3 separate regions of the Homo sapiens genome follow, and all the other regions are linked to region 2. Evidence: chromatin contacts called from ENCODE Hi-C data. All regions are on one chromosome and are shown on one strand. Each heading gives the region's core, a stretch centred on a gene start or an enhancer-like site at or near the end of the contact. The rest is flanking DNA. Distances are from core to core; before and after follow the strand shown. Region 1 overlaps ACVR1 (activin A receptor type 1). Region 2 holds the start of NR4A2 (nuclear receptor subfamily 4 group A member 2). Region 3 has its middle 450 kb from the start of KCNJ3.

The links. Hi-C counts contacts between places; a loop is a spot of excess contacts on that map. Pooled maps may share reads with other maps.
Region 1: a pooled map shows a loop between it and region 2 (3-fold over the local background). The contact joins the enhancer-like site here to the promoter of NR4A2 in region 2. A Hi-C loop is called at or near these places in 2 of 50 pooled maps.
Region 3: a loop to region 2 is called in a map with no recorded cell type, with 9 times the contacts of the local background. The contact joins the enhancer-like site here to the promoter of NR4A2 in region 2. A Hi-C loop is called at or near these places in 9 of 37 single-sample maps with no recorded cell type and 3 of 50 pooled maps.

What each region holds. Positions count from the first base shown.
Region 1 is chr2:157,829,969-157,832,668 of GRCh38, forward strand. All of the region lies in intron 1 of ACVR1 (activin A receptor type 1), which reads right to left. Among named protein-coding and RNA genes, the nearest start is that of ACVR1, 45 kb to the right of the region's middle. RefSeq lists an enhancer at 1,067-1,568. Within about 2 kb of position 1,388, at least 13 of the 41 ENCODE cell types and tissues checked have a DNase peak (open chromatin) inside an H3K27ac peak, as active enhancers do.
Region 2 is chr2:156,331,277-156,333,976 of GRCh38, forward strand. NR4A2 (nuclear receptor subfamily 4 group A member 2) reads right to left here and starts at 1,445. Exons shown (of 8, transcript NM_006186.4): 1 at 1,204-1,445. RefSeq lists a silencer at 1,197-1,396 and an enhancer at 1,627-1,706.
Region 3 is chr2:155,144,567-155,147,266 of GRCh38, forward strand. No RefSeq gene overlaps it. Among named protein-coding and RNA genes, the nearest start is that of KCNJ3, 450 kb to the left of the region's middle. RefSeq lists an enhancer at 1,525-1,584. Within about 2 kb of position 1,350, at least 2 of the 41 ENCODE cell types and tissues checked have a DNase peak (open chromatin) inside an H3K27ac peak, as active enhancers do.

The DNA.
Region 1 (2,700 bases), core at 138-2,637, 1.5 Mb after region 2:
CTCTGTCTGGGAAGCCAAGGCAGGTGGATCACCTGAAGTCAGGAGTTCGAGACCAGCCTGGCCAACATGGTGAAATGCCATCTGTACTAAAAATACAAAAATTAGCCAGGTGTGGTAGCAGGCTCCTGTAATCCCAGCTACTTGGGAGGCTGAGGCAGGAGAATTGCTTGAACCCAGGAGGCGGAGGTTTCAGTGAGCCGAGATCATGCCATTGCACTCCAGCCTAGGTGACAAGAGCAAACTCCGTCTCAAAATAAAATTAAATAAAAGGCCCTTCATAAATGTTGATAATAAATGATGTACCCTGATAATGGATTCAAAGCAGAAAAGATACCATCCAAGAGAAATATGAACAATTTAAAAAATGAAAAAGAAATAATAATGCTAATGGAAAAAAGGAGGTAGACCTACTGGAACCCATTTTCAGTGTTGTCATGGCTTTTAACTCAAACTAAAAAACAAAACAAACTTCCCCAAACCCTAAGTTATAGACAAAGAGAACTACCAACGTTTCTGATTTCATACAAAAAGACAATGTGTAAACTAAGTGTATATACTCAACCACAGCTTCCTTGTGACTTACATTTGAAAACAAAGTATTCCCTACTCTAACATTTTAGGACATAATCTTTTTTCTAAATTTTATATACACACAGAGAGAGAAAACAAAACTTGAAATACTTATATACCATGCTAACAATGTAATATTACTGGAAACTAAATTGTTATCAATAAAATGTAAGAAGGGAGATGCTTTGTTTCACCAAAAAAAAAAAAAAAAAATGTAATTTTTTCCCAGAGAATTATTCCCAAGATGGTCACTTGGACTCATGCCCCCATACAATTCCCTTGGCTAAGCTCTCACTGGCTGGCCTGCTTCCAGATGTTGTCAGTCAAGGTGACTGAGGGAGCTCAAGTAGGAAAAAGAAGTGTTCTTCCTCTCACCATGACAATGTTACATTTGCTACATTTTTTGTCTTAGAAACAGGGTCTCACTCTGTTGCTCAAGTTGGAGTGGAGTGGCAGAAACATAACTCACTGTAGCCTTGAATTCCTGGTCTCAAACAATTCTCCCACCTTAGCCTCCCAAAGCACTAGGATTACAGGAATGAGACACCACACCTGGCCTTTACCTTCTTAAAGGTTTTTCCCCACCCCACTACCCATTTTCTCAGCCCCAGACTGTTTATATCACACTGGGAAGAAAAGACAAATAACACACATTGCTATATAATGTTATTCAATTTACTTTAATAAGCATGAAAAAGGTAACAGAAAGGAGGCAATGGCCAAAGACAAATGTTAAAGAAAAGAGTAGGAAGATCCAAGGAATAATAAATGGCTGTTATTAGCATTTGCTGGCTGGGATCACTTTTACACATGAAATTGCTTAATGCGTGAGTCATCTGAACTCATGACTGCACTGAATCATTTCATGTGTTCAAGCAAACCTGCAATGAAAATAACCCAGAAGTCTTGAGATGCCAATGACTCTCCAATCAAAATAATGAGGGTGGCAGATCTACCCGAGAAAAATCAAAAAACAAATAGGTGCTTAGAAAACAATTTTAAATCCTATTGTTTTCATAAAACAAGTGGGCAGAGTAAAGTGAGATTTTTTAGTTTACCAAAATTGGGACTGGGTTAAAATTTCAAAAGTTGAGAATTCACTGTTCTGGAGGATTCTGTGAGAGTCAACACTGGTGTCTACTCTGTGCCCACTGCAGGGTTGGGCCAGGAACTGGTTTCTACCCTCACTCAGTTCACAGGATGATCAGGAGAGCCCAATCCTTGGCTTCTACTCCAATAATGTTAGCTTTAAAATTAGTCTTACATGCTAATAGTTTCTCTGTCAGGGTGGTGAAAATGTTCTAACATTAGATAGTGGTGTCAGTTGAACAGTTCTGTGGCTACACTAAAAACCACTGAATAGTACATTATAAAAGGGTGAATGTTTTTGGTATATGAACTAACTCAATAAAACTGTTATTTTAAAAATCAGTTTGAAAGGTCTTACAGCCTTTTTTGTACAACTTAGACCTCGAGTACATGCTGGGCTGTACTCCTGGACCTAGCTTCACCACCTGGACACAGCTTGTCTCCCAGTTAATTTTTGTGAAAAGAGCAAAAGCTCTGGAATCGCACAGCTTGAGGAATGAACCTAGGCATGTTACTTCCCAGGCATTGGTATCTTAAGCACATTACTCTCTGCCTGTGTCCCATCTATAAAACAGGCAGACACCACCCCCCAATCAGATGAGAACTACTACTGAGAATCTGCAAATCACCGCCAACTTCAGACTAACATTAGTAAATGGCAGATAATTAAAATGAAATTAAATAATTAAAATGAAACAGCCTCTACCAAAGGACACGTGAGGTATCAGAAGAAACTAACAGGAAAGACAAAAACGAGAAAGGATGATGGCAAGTCAAGAGTCAGGACTGAGGCCAGCCTACCTGGAATCCTCTTTGGGATTCCAGTGATGCTTTGCAGTAGGGGTGATATGGGGTGGGAAGATGGGGATGTGTCTGCTCCCAGAATTATGTGCTATTATCAAGATGACCTTGTCTATGATACATAAATCTCTGGACTCTTTAATGCAAGACCTTTTATATGAGTAACCACAAAACAGAGACATTTTCTATACTTTACTCTCCTCAAGTGTCACTCAGCATTCAGTCCACTAATGGAATTTT
Region 2 (2,700 bases), core at 195-2,694:
CTTACAAAATGTTAGAAAGGCCTTGACTGAGAAGGCAAGTTGAGTGGAAGCATCCGCACTTCTAAAGTGCTTTTGACAGAGCACTGGGATTGGAGCTACAGATAAATTGATGTTCACTTTTCCAGAAAACTTGTCTTTCAGCATCTTTAATGGTCACAAGGCTTAATGGTCACAAGGTGGGAAGAGGGGATCTACTTTTCCAGGAGCTTCTTAGGTCAATTGCAGAGGGGGGACATACTGCTTATATGGTATTGGCACCAATATTAGAAGTGTTTCCCAGCACAGCAAGATGAACACCTTCCCCATAATGCCTTCCACAATCTGCCTTTCTGGAACAAGGCATTCTTGTGTCCTAGCAATTTTCAGATGTTCCCACTTGGAAGACATTCTAGAGCACAGACAATCTTATTACTAATGAAAAAAGAAAGCCAGTATCCTCTCTTTTTATTCTTTCCCCTCCCCCACAATCTTGCTTCATAGTGGTGGTGGGGGTGGGGGGAAGATTACCCAGAAAAAGCAGAAAGGAGACTCGAACCCCACAGCCCTTAGAGATATTCCTGTGTTGGATATTAACCCCCTGGTAGCTCCACAGTTTCATAACTGTACTCTTTACATATTCATATTCTCGCTCTGATACATTCGCAAACCCAAGGACAGCATATGTCAAAACCAGAAATTTCAGGCAACTTAGTAACAGGACACGCTACCAACACCACCCTTACTCAACAATACCCGGGAAACATCGCGCGCTGGCCAGCCGCGGAGACACAGTTCCCAAGCAACGCATAAACTGAAGAACTTCCTCTCCCTGTCAGTTTGTGGGCAGCTTCCCTCGTATACATAGGACTTGGAGTCTCCGTGTTCACAGGCCACAATCAATTCCTCACTAACAGCAAACTTTGCGCACATTTCCGCGGGCTAGTCCTCAGCTCCCAAACTGTGGAGTCTCCCTTCCACGTCCACCAATGAGGAGCCTGGAAACCTCTGTCGAGAGCCAACTCCCCACTAGTGCCAAAGCCGGAGTTCGAACAAATGCCCCCCGGTAACTGCGCGCACGCACTCCCCATCCTTCGGTCCCACTCTCACTAGAAGCCTCTGGCTCCCACTTCCAGAGAACCTGTCCCACACAAGTGGAAAGAAGAGACGTGCAAAAGAAGGAAAAAGCATAAAAGAAGGCGAACTGCATGGGCTGCATCTACTCACTTAGGAGTTCTCCGCGTCTGTCTTCATTCATTCAACTCTGCCGAAGTGCAGTTCCCTCTGGGAGCCCGGGCGCCGGGGTCGGGTAGGGGTGGGAGAGCTGGGCGAAGGGAACCCGGACACCTCACGGAGGGAGGGAGCAGGGACAGGCGGCCGGCTGGACAGGCAAAAGGGACCGCGGAGCCGTGCGCGAGCCGCCGGGCGGACTGGCCCTGGCCGCCAATGTGCCTTTGTTTATGTGGCTTGCGCTGCCGCTGCCAACATGCACCTAAAGTCTCCGCGCGTCAGCGCGCGTCAGCGGCCCGCCGCCCAATCGCCGCGCTGCCGCGCTCCCTGGACTCCTGGCCCGCGCTCGCTTTGGTATATTTCCGACCTGACGTCACGAGCAGGGCCGATTTTAAGGTGGGAACCGCTCTGCGTTCACCTTGGTAGCCAGCTTGGGTGGTTTTTGGTGTTTTTTTTCTTTTCTTTTTTTTTTTCCGAAAGAGGTGTGACCTCTCCCAGGTCTGCGCAGCCCGCAGCGTCGCGACACTTCACTTTCCCCGAAGCCCCTGCGCCCGCGCAGCGGCTCGGCCGCTCACATGTGGGGAGGGTGCAACAAAAGCACCGGCGGAAGGCAAGGCCGGCGTGGCCAGGTAGTACGCACCTGGAGCCGCACGGAATGGGATGTGCCTTGCAGCGCCCTAACCTCTCCCACCCACCTTCGTCACCCCCTTAGCGGAAGAGCGTACAGATGTCCCATGACACGAGACGCTCAGAGGGCTCACGCAGTTCGGGTGGGATTTCCCTACCCGGTTCATCCCCTTTTACTCCCTTTTCCTGTCCCAGGCCTCCTCCTCTTCTGGCATATATTCATTCTAATTATCTCTCTCTCTCACTCTCTCTACCCCACCCCCACCCCCCACACTCCCATCTGAAAGGGAATGGGAGTGGGGGTAGGGCTTATTTTTCTATGTTTCCTTATTTCCATGCAGTGCCCACGTTCGATGGAGGACGTGGTGCTTGCGGGGGGGGGGGAGAGGAAGGGGAGAGGGTAGACAGTGACCGTGACCCAGCTCTTTAGAAACCCCAAAAGTCAGAGTGAAGCGTCGCCCCTTTTCCTTTCGCAGACAATGCAGCCGAGCAGCAGGCAACAGGTGCGCCTTCTGCAGAAAGGTACTCTGATTCCCACCTTCTGCAAACTCTAATACTTTCGATACTCCTCTGTGCCCACCAACTCGTACCCCTTCCACGAGTTTTAAGGGAATAAATCGATCTTCGTTTGAAACACAAGGTCTATCACAGCCTCAATCTTAGAGCCCAGAAAGACTGGACAAGAAAAGCGAAGCGGGTGGGGATTGGGGGCAGCGTCTCCGCAAAGCGTAAGGTGTGAGCCTACAGCCCAGCCAGGAGAGGGGCCCGAGCTGGCTCTGGGAGCGTGTCCCACCCCCGCGGCCGTCCAAGTCGCCGCCGCTTCTGCTTTGCAAGTCATTTCCCCTAGCCACGCCGAGAGCGCAGGGA
Region 3 (2,700 bases), core at 100-2,599, 1.2 Mb before region 2:
AAAATAATTATGCATTTCTTCGGTTGTTAAAGTACTATTTTTTAGTACTTGTTTTTGAAGTTTCTCATCTAGAATATTTATTACATGAGCGTTTAAATTCTCTGGCTTTTCTACAAAACAATAACAACAACAAAAAACATCCTGATGGGTTAAGGAAGTTAATATAGAGTGAATATTTTCTTAGAAATAGATGCATATTCTGCTTAAATATCTACATAATAACGTCAGTTAGCAAAGGGTAACTTAAAAAAAGTTATCCTCAAAATCTCCTGGGCAATTTTATTTCTCATTTATGTGAAGTCCAATACATTTGATCCTTGTTGTGTGGCCTTTGTACCCAACTATTTTCCAAGCTCTGATTAGGGAGACCCCACCTTGTATTGTGTCTGCTATTTCTAGGGCCTTGGAGAGAAGAGAGTGTTTTTAAGACTGCTTTTTTGGTCAGCTCTGGGAGTGGCACACCATTCTGCAACACACATTCCATTAGCCAGAATTGTGTCTTGTGGTCCCATTCAGAAGCAAAATGTCTGTAGAATGTGTTTAAGTATGTCCAGCAAGCAGAGAAAAACCAAATATTGATAAATACAATCAACTTCTATCACAGTAATAAAGCATTACTTTCTTATTAACATTTTATAAATGTAAATTATTTTATTTTGAGATCTGTGTTCAATGTAAAATTTTTTGAAGGTATTATATTACTTAATGAGGAACTTAAAGTAAAATAATTTAAGTACGGTAATGCAGACAGTAAATTTAGACTTAGTATTTAAATTCAGCAAGGCCCATGCTCAATTCTAGATCACTATGTTTAAGGTCTAATCGTAAAACAGAGCAGCAATTGCAATACAGAGTTAAGTATTTTGGTTGGCAGCAATACATATACTCTATATTTACATGTAAGTTATTACAGTTTAAAAGTATGTGGGAAAATAGGTTCAAAATAGATAAAGATTTTATAACGTAAGAGAATGGAGAACTGAAATAATTATTAAGTTTTCTTAAAGGAAAAATTGCTCTACATTACTACCTAAGTTTATCTTCTGTTTCATTTTGATAAAATTTATGTTAAACAGTCTAATAAAATATTAAATCACACGTCTTTTTCTTAAAGTTCCTTAAAATAATACTCTCGTCTATGTTATCAGTAAACAGTCTTAATATTGCTGTTCTCCTGAGATAATTTTTCTCTAATTGCTGCTCATTATTTAAGGAAACTTTCAATATTAGTAAAACATTGCTCCAAATCTTTCATTTAGAGCTATTATTATACCTGTGCTGTTTTTTCTTCTGCCCACGAAGCCTGTCAAAATGCAAATTGCTTTCTCTGACCAAAAGTACAGCAGGAGCACAGCCTGGCTGCTTTTTACACAAAACCACCAACAGATTTGTTAACAGCTGTTCTTGGGGTCTGTGCACGTAATGGAAACTTCAGAACCTTGCAGGGTTCATGGTTTCTTCTGTCTGCAGCACAGGAATCGTTTAACAGTAGGTGACACTTTTGGCAATGTATAATTAAAGGGCTTGTTTTAGCAAAATTACACCCTGTGTAACACATAATAAAAGATAAGGGGGAAGGAGAGGTAACAGGCCTGGGTATACAATTTAGTTTGTAGCAGAGAATGAGCACAGTTGGGAGCTTGACTATTTTTGCTGTGATTCCTGAGGTCATATTAAGCAAAACAAATCACTATGTTTCTACTTTATTCAGGTGACAAGTGGATCGATAAGATAATTAATAATATCTCTTCTTCCCTATTTGGCTAATTGAGACGAGGGAAGATTATAAACGGGTCTACAACATGAAAAACCAGAAGTCATTTAATTTGAATGCCAGCATCACCTCCCCAAGGTTATTGATATTTGATTTAAAGGGGAATAAAAGATGGACAATTTAAGTGAATCTGACTTGTATTGTTCTGAATCCATATGCATTGATTCAGATTTGTGAGATGTCTTTTCAACAAGGTAGCTTTGGATCAGTGGGGCTTGCATATTTGATCATATTTCTTTCAGAACCTTTCTTAAATACTCTTCATTTGTTACCACCAGGCAAAGGCAAATCTCTAGTTTAGAAAACTTGATTTTAAAATAAATTAGAAAGTAAAGAGAGAAAAGGCATGTTCCATTCCTGACATTTGTATATACTATTACTCATTGAAAACATAACATGGTAAGTTTGTTTCATAGTCATTACCTCTACCATCATCTGTTACCCCCTTTGAACTACACCGTTAATTATCTTTGCCTACTTCTGAAATGCATATACATAAAATCTTATTGTATGTAACATTTGAATATAGCGTTTTTGCTTATCATTATGTTACTGAGATTTATCAGTGTTGTCACACATAATTTCAGTTTATTTTTATTGACATGAAGCATCCTATAATATGAATATGCCACACTATATTTAATATTGATGGACATTTTAGTTATTATAAATCATGATGATATAGTTTTGCATGTACTTTGATGGACACATGCAAGCATCTTATTAGGTAATACAATATATTATAGAATTGCTACTTTATAAAATATATGTATGTTTAGCTTCAGTAAATACTGCCAAATAATTGTCTAAAGGGATTGTTCCAAGTCACATTCCTGCCATCAATATATGAGAGTTCCATATCCTCACCAACACTTGGAAATATTAGTATTTTATTATATTTTAGTTATTCCAGTAAGTATACAGTG